Linked DNA regions of Homo sapiens: all the other regions are linked to region 1. A link is an interaction called in ENCODE POLR2A ChIA-PET data of the cell type or tissue named here. Cell type or tissue: MCF 10A. All regions are shown on one strand.

Region 1 (2,500 bases):
CAGAACCTCACCAGGGCACTTTGTAATCCAGTTTCTGAAAACCAGTGACAAGAAGAGTATCGTTAAAAAGAGACAGAGAGGGGGATAAAAAAAAAAATTAAACAGAGGAACAAAGTCTCAGGCAAGGGGCTGCTTATCAGAAACTAGCAAGCCAGGGGACAATGGAATGATATATTTTGTTTTTTTAAACTTCACATTCTTAATCAATAGAAAGAATAGGCCACCAGCTGCTGAAAGGAATGTTCTGTGAGTACCACATGTCAAACCTCAGACTTGAGATCCTTTTGTTTTTTACTTTCTCTCTTTCTGTTCCCTTACAAGGATGGTGAATCTTCTAGGTAAACTCAGATGAAAACCTAAGCTCTCTGAGGCCACAGAAAAGTATTGTTTTCTTCCATGGAATCCAGCAAAGATTAGTAATCTAGAGAATACGTTTTTAATTGACTAAGAATGATCTTGTTCTCCTGCCCCTGTGATTCTAAGCTTATATTGTATCGGCATTGACCACATCTCCATAACTTTGGAGGCTGGCAGAGAATACCCCACTGGATCCCCTTCCTTTTTAAAAACAGATTTCTTTTGGAGGTGATCTGGGACTCCTTCACATAAACAGGAAGCATGAACAAACCTGCTGAGTCCCTGTGGGTTTTCCCCATTGGGCTAGTTGTCATTTTTCCAGCTGATTCCCAAATGTTTCTTTTCCAATTCCATGGTGAAAAGTAGGCCGGGCACGTTGGCTCACGTCTGTAATCCCAGCACTTTGGGAGGCCAAGGTGGGCGGATCACGAGGTCAGGAGATGGAGACCATCCTGGCTAACACGGTGAAACCCCGTCTCTACTAAAAATACAAAAAATTAGCCGGGCGTGGTGGCGGGCGCCTGTAGTCCCAGCTACGCGGGAGGCCGAGGCAGGAGAATGGCGTGAACCCGGGAGGCGGAGCTTGCAGTGAGCCGAGATCGCACCTCTGCACTCCAGCCTGGGCGACAGAGTGAGACTCCGTCTCAAAAAAAGAAAAAAAAGAAAAGTAAACTAAGCATTTTGATTTCTCTAGTGACACAGAAGTCTCAATGAAGTAGAACTATTCATTAGTGTAATAAAAATCCAATGGAAATGGAGGTAAATATTTCCCTGATAAATGAAAACTGCAATTGGATTCTCTTTCCACAATTAAATTTGCTAGCTTAGTATCCTGGTTTTGCAACATGGTGATTAATACATTAAACCCATTAAACCCTAAGTAACTCTTTACATCTGTTTGCATATTTTTTTTAGAAGCGCACACAGAATTAGTCTGAACCAAAGGTGTAATTTATTTGTCTGCAGTCTGAGTCACCGAGTTCCCTCAGGGTGTCTTTCAACTTGTTTTTTTTAAATCTCTATGGAGTATTTTTTTTTTTCAAAACACATGATCTGTTTAGAAACAGGCTACCCAGCACAGAACCAAACCTGTTCTACTGTTTTCTATTTTAGAATTTGCTTACATGACTTAAAAAATTTTAAGGCTCTGTATTTTACATGTTTTCACAGCTCTGAATTGAGAAAAGTAATGCAAGCTTGTCTGACCCATGGCCCACCGGCCACATGCAGCCCAGAACAGCTTTGAATGCAGTCCAACACAAACTCGTAAACTTTCTTAAAACACTACGAGATGTTTTCGCAACTTTTTTTTTTTTTTAGTTCATCAACTATCATTAGTGTTAGTGTATTTTGTGTGTGGCCCAAGATAATTCTCCTTGTTCCAGTGTGACCCAGGGAAGCCAAAAGGTTGGACATCCTTGAAGTAATGAAAGTTGATACCATGGCTGCTTTATGGCAGAAGTCAGAAATTGCCTCCCTCCATTGATGTGCTCGTTAGTATTGGAAAGGCAAATCAAGAAGTTAGGAGAGGCTGCCTTCACACAGCCTTTCAAATATATGAAGTGTTATGGAATTACAGCGTTAGATAATATTTTACCTGAAGTTCCAAAAGAGTTTTCTTCCTATTTACTTAGCATTCAGCCTTGAGTTGAAAGAGAATCAAAGATATACGCAATTATTAAAACCCAGATATAAGACCACAGTTTTTTTGCAGAGACTTCTAGAATATTCATGCAACCCTATAGTGTGCGGCCAAGAAGACACCAGAACTCAAGCTGCAGGCTCGTTAGGAACGTACCCTCTCTGAGCCTTAGTTTCCTCATGTAGAAATGGGGATAACACCTGGCAGGCCCACTTTATGAAGCTGTGTTTGGGTCCAAACGGCTTAACATCTAGAGAAGCCCTCTGCTGTGCATAAGGGTGTCCTAACAGAGGCATTGCCATGTGGTTTTTAATTACTGATCTTAAACAGTGATCTCCATAGAGAGGCCTGCACCTGGACCCATTGCAGTGCAAGAAAGTATCAGAATGACTAGAATGTTTACTCTTGACCTCTAATTTCTTTCTATGTTTGTGTTTCTATGTTTTCTATATGTGTGGACTGTGTGATTTGTGTGTGCTTGATGGTGGACTGGCTTGCTCC
Region 2 (2,500 bases), 79 kb after region 1:
CCGTTAATAAAATACACAGTGCAGAATTTGGAAAGACTCTTCAAGGTTTTGGTAGCTAAAAGGGCATTGCTTATTAATTATCTCTGCTGCTTTGTGGGTATCTATTCAGCTTCCCCAAATGCCATCGGGGCCCTGTACAAAACGAATAAGAACGTTCAATAATGCAAACCTCTGCTGAGAAAGATGTACCTCCCTATTTCCTTCAAGAAAAAGTAAAAGAAACAAACAAAGAAAAGTGACTCATTGTATTTTTCCCTCAGAGATAATCCTACACATCACTGAGGATGTGTTCAGGTGGTAATTTTTTCTGTTTTTCAAGTTCTACATCTCTAGCCCTTTAAAAATGATCAAATTCAGTGAGAACCAGGAAAGCCCCAGTGTCAGTAAATGAAGCAGTTTCTATTTCTCTCCCACCGGGAAGGCTGCACTGCGCAGAAGAGGAGCGGACAGTAGAGTTGTCATTTGAAGAAAAAAAGACAAAAAAAAAAATTGTTGCTTAAGGGTTCGAATGAATCGGAAATTACATTACTCATTAAAATGGGACTACGTGAAGTTTAAGAAATATGAGCAGCTTTAACGGTGTGGCTCTGGGGTGGGTTTCCTTAGAGAGGCTCAGAATGCAGGTCTGCTAGAGTTGGGGTGTATCTTCCATCCAGCAGGAAGGGTTTGCAATCTATTTTTGCCCCGGCTATTCCCCTCAATGTACCATGGTTATTATTTTAGCACTAAGGTAGAAAAAAGGAAAGATGAGGAGCAATTTGAGCAGCAATTAATATTCATTAAAGAACAGAGAAACAAAATTGAAAAGAGAAAAAATTTCCCCGGAGTACCCAAGGATGTTCATTATGTCATTCAAGGAAGCTTGCACCAATGCCAACTCTAATTGGCAGTTGTGTTGGCTACTGTTGACAGCAAACCTCCTAAAATTGGAGGATGAGCTTAGAGGCAAAAAGTAGAGAGTAATTTGAGGTTTTCAAGTCATGCAGTATATCTTGAGTTTTGATGGAATCTTTTAGGGGAAAAAAAATCTGTCAACTGTTAGATTTAAAATACTGAAAAACACATTTAGGTAGCATAGCCTCCCTAAATGTTGAGAAACTAATCGTAGCTAATGTGCTTCATCAGCCTGGCTTGTGGAGGGTGTTTCTTTTGTCCGTCTGTGACTCATCTTCCAGGGTGGACTCTGTGTGTGTGTTCTTGCCATTTCTATTGTCTGCAGTTAAGAAGTGCAGAGCACCGCACGTCCATGGTATATAAAACACTGGTTCATGAGAGGCTGCTGAAGCTCTGTTTTAGGGGGGAAAAATGCTGACCCTACATTTCTCTAAATTCCTGCGACCCAGTCAGGAACTTTGTTTTACTTAAGCTTTTGAAGTTTTAAGCAGTACTATCCTCTTTGTAGGGCTGAACAGAAATATTTTCTTTTATCTCAACTGACACTGCTCAGCTTTAAAACAGACAGTGTGCACAGCGATTGGTAAAACCCTCGTGGTTTGCTGATAGAACAATTTCAAATGGGGATCTCCACTACAAAAGATGAAACTTGGGGGAAAATTTTCATTCACTTCCCTAAAAAACACTTTTCGCTTTAGTCAGTGAGCATTAACGTGCTTAACCTTCAGGCTGTGAAGACGTGGTTTGTTCCCAGTCACTTTCAGAATAAGCTTCCTGTAGGCCTGATTTATAGGATTGTCTTAAAATACGTGTTTCCGAGAAGGCGAAAAGGTTTTTCCTTTGTTGGTTTGTTTTTTAATGATTTTGTCTTTGCCTCCCCACCATCGCTACCACTGTGGGAGTTTACATTATTTTTCCCTACATTTTTTTTCTGTCATTTGAGGGCTTATAGATTCATCGTAGAAAGTTTGGAAAAGTCAAGAAAAGTATAAAGTTGAAAATAAAACTCAGTCTTATTTCTACTCTTTAGAGATAGTCACTTTAAAATATTTTGGAATATTTTCTTTTAACTTTTCCTGCATATACAAACATCTCTTCTAGTCACCGTTTTTCCATTCTGAAGCTTTCATACAATTATATCATGAGCATTTTCCTCGATCATTCATTTTCAAAAGCGAAATTTTTAATGGCACTATGGTATCATTGACATTGAGTCAGGTTCTCAACTTTTGCTCTGATAAGTTACAAACAGTGAAAATCATTGCATAGAGACCTCTGTGGGTGTCTCTGATAATTTACTTGAGATAAAGTTCCAAGAAAGGGAATTGCTGGGATAAAGAGTAGACCCCATTTAAAGTAATGTGCTGCATATTGCCAAATTGTCTTCCAGAAAAACAGTGCCTAGTTTATGCTCCTTGTACAGATTTGTACCTCTTTGTTTCTCCTTCATCTTTAGAAATTTTTTTAAAATTTTCTTTTTGAAAAACAAAATATTGTCTTTTTTTTTCCTTTTCTTTTTTCTTTTTTTTTGAAACAATGTCTCATTCTGTCACCCAGGCTGGAGTGCAGTGGCGCAGTCTTGCTCACTGCAGCTTCTGTCTTCCAG
Region 3 (2,500 bases), 74 kb after region 1:
AGGTCGGGAGCCTTCCTGGCTCACCCCACCTCGGGTGCAGCCGACCTTCTTCCTCTCCCGACCAGAGGGCGGGGGCCGGGAGCCAGCCTGCACAGTCACACTCTGCTGTCATGCTGCCAGTTTGGCACGGTGTTTTTAGAAGATTAATAGTTAGTTCAAAGGAAGAAAATAAAAACACACTCTTGGGTGTAATCGTGTTGTCAGCTTTTGAGAACCATCCTACTTTTTTTTTTCTTTTGGTCAGAAAAATAGTATATTTAAGGAATGATTGCAGGAAGTGTTGGAAACGAAGCTGTTGCTGTTCCCAGGATGCTGCTGAGGAGGTCAAAGTGAAGGGCACGGCATCCTGAGAGGTGGTGGGAGGACCTGAAAGCACGGTAGAGCCCCGGGTAGACCTGGACCTGCTCCTCCTTCAGCATCTCCCAGCTATGAACACAGCTGCTCCCTGGAGGGCGTCTTCCATCCTCGTCTGGCCCACTTTCTAATCTGGTGCTGACTATGCAGACAGGATGTAAAACTAGTAAAATACCCCTTAATTTGGGTCAGTTAGGGGTGAGGCTAAAATGAATAGCTCAGACTCTAAGTAATCAAAACCCTTTTTGAAGTAGTTTTATTACTCTCAGATCCAAAATGTTACTTACCAACAGACATAAGCCCCCGAGGACCTGCTTAACTGACAGACAAAATTAATGAGTAATAATCACTTTGTGCCGGTTACTGCACCAGGCGCATTCCCGATGTTATTTTTGACTCTTGTAACAACCCTCTGGTGAAGGTTTTGCGACTCCTACGTCATAGATGTTAAAACTGAGCCCCCACACGGTGAAAAAGCTTGCCCTGATGACCGCGGGGCGAAACTAGAAATAAAACTGGGGCTTATCAGGCTCAAACTCCGAGCTCTTAGCCTGCATCCCAGCTGTGCTTGACAGCACATTCGCAAGCTGGCTCAGACCCCACTTTAGGCTCTGAATTCCATGCTACCAGGCTCTCGCTTACCATGCGATGCCCTTCCTCAGAGACAGTGGTAAGCCAGAGTCCAACCCAATGAAGACAAAGTCCAAATGGGTAAAAACCTGAAGGATTATGCTGTCCTGTAGCAGCAGTCACACCTACTACAGCTGAGAACTACTATAGTTGAGTAACTTTGGGATGTGGAGTAGGCCCAGGGCAGCCTCCAGCTTTGTGTACCTTGTTTGTAGCTGGTTGGTGTTAGCTGTTTTCATGGAAAAGGTCATCATTTAGATCCACGGTTGTACTGGCTTCTAGTTTGAGCTAAATAAAGCAAGAAAAAAAAAGAGAAAGAAAGAAAAAGGCATCATGTCATCTTCAAGATGGTTACACCAGTGTTGAAACAGGAGAAAAACTGGTTTACCATCTCAGGTACTCTGATTCATATGTTACAGAAAAAGATGAGTATTTGGCAGGAAGCCTAAGAGTAGGTCTCAATTAAAATGTTAATTTTTTTTTTTTCCTAATCCTTCCTGTTGTAAGAGTTTGGGACTAGAATGAAGGTAGTACCACCACACTGACCATTAGATTAGCAGTTGTCCTGGCTTGGCAGTAATTGACTTGTGAAATTTGTTGGGAGAGTCATGCGTCCCTGTGCATCAGGTCACCCTGTCTGAAAATGACATTTTCCACGGCAGTCTGGTATGGAGCAGCTGAGCCCAAGGAAACCTGGGCTCTGCTCAAGTCTGACTTGGCTATAAGCTTTTTTAATTCTGAATGAGTCACTTCACCTCTTATTCAGTTTCTTTGTTTTTAAAATAGGGAGTTGATCATAACTTTTTTCAACATTTCAGTACTAAAAATTCTATTTAAAAAAGATACTGTGATATTAGTATCTTAAACAGCCATCATGTATCAAATATCTGCTATTCACAGACCCCTGACAAATTATTATTTGTTTAGTCACTGTAACAATGAAATAACACCGAAGCCTGTCCTGTTTTCAGTATGCTACTTTGCTTCTATATGCACATAAAGTGTATTGAATATTTGTCCAGACAAATGCTATAACCTGTAACAAATTAATATAAACCAGAGAATTGTATTTATTTGTATGAACTAGGGCTGTTTCTTTGAGTTTACTGGGGGAAAGAACCTGAGTTTCAATCAGATACAGATTTATAATTTATGTAAGAGACACTTGATCTTGGACTAGCATCACTTCTCAGCCTCAGTTTCTTCATCTGTGAAATGGACATACTGGTAATAATGTCCATGCAATGGGCCTGTTGTGCTGTCAGGGTGCTTAGTCAAAGCAGCTGGCAGAGTCCCTAGCACAGGGTAGATACTTAATGAATCTTAGTTTCCTTTCTTCACCTAGAACAATGCTTAATTTAATGTCATAGATTTGTTCTATTAAGAGATAATTATTCGGCCGGGTGCGGTGACTCATGCCTGTAATCCCAGCGCTTTGGGAGGCCGAGGTGGGCGGATCATGAGGTCAGGAGATTGAGACCATCCTGGCTAACACGGTGAAACCCCGTCTCTACTA

What was found. Peaks named below come from ENCODE experiments on the same cell type or tissue, not always from the same donor. Only the 100,000 strongest peaks of a DNase experiment are listed, where the experiment ranks them.
Region 2: POLR2A ChIA-PET joins it to region 1 with 5 read pairs; 4 of 35 experiments call an interaction of 5 or more read pairs at or near these places.
Region 3: POLR2A ChIA-PET joins it to region 1 with 6 read pairs; 4 of 35 experiments call an interaction of 5 or more read pairs at or near these places.

What each region holds. Positions count from the first base shown.
Region 1 is chr6:3,499,654-3,502,153 of GRCh38, reverse strand. No RefSeq gene overlaps it. Among named protein-coding and RNA genes, the nearest start is that of SLC22A23, 44 kb to the right of the region's middle. In MCF 10A, no CTCF peak of the experiment used is centred here; a DNase peak (open chromatin) is centred at 1,333.
Region 2 is chr6:3,421,024-3,423,523 of GRCh38, reverse strand. The region is part of intron 1 of SLC22A23 (solute carrier family 22 member 23); the gene reads left to right. Among named protein-coding and RNA genes, the nearest start is that of SLC22A23, 35 kb to the left of the region's middle. In MCF 10A, no CTCF peak of the experiment used is centred here; a DNase peak (open chromatin) is centred at 1,163.
Region 3 is chr6:3,425,465-3,427,964 of GRCh38, reverse strand. All of the region lies in intron 1 of SLC22A23 (solute carrier family 22 member 23), which reads left to right. Among named protein-coding and RNA genes, the nearest start is that of SLC22A23, 30 kb to the left of the region's middle. RefSeq lists an enhancer at 1-440. In MCF 10A, no CTCF peak of the experiment used is centred here; no DNase peak of the experiment used is centred here.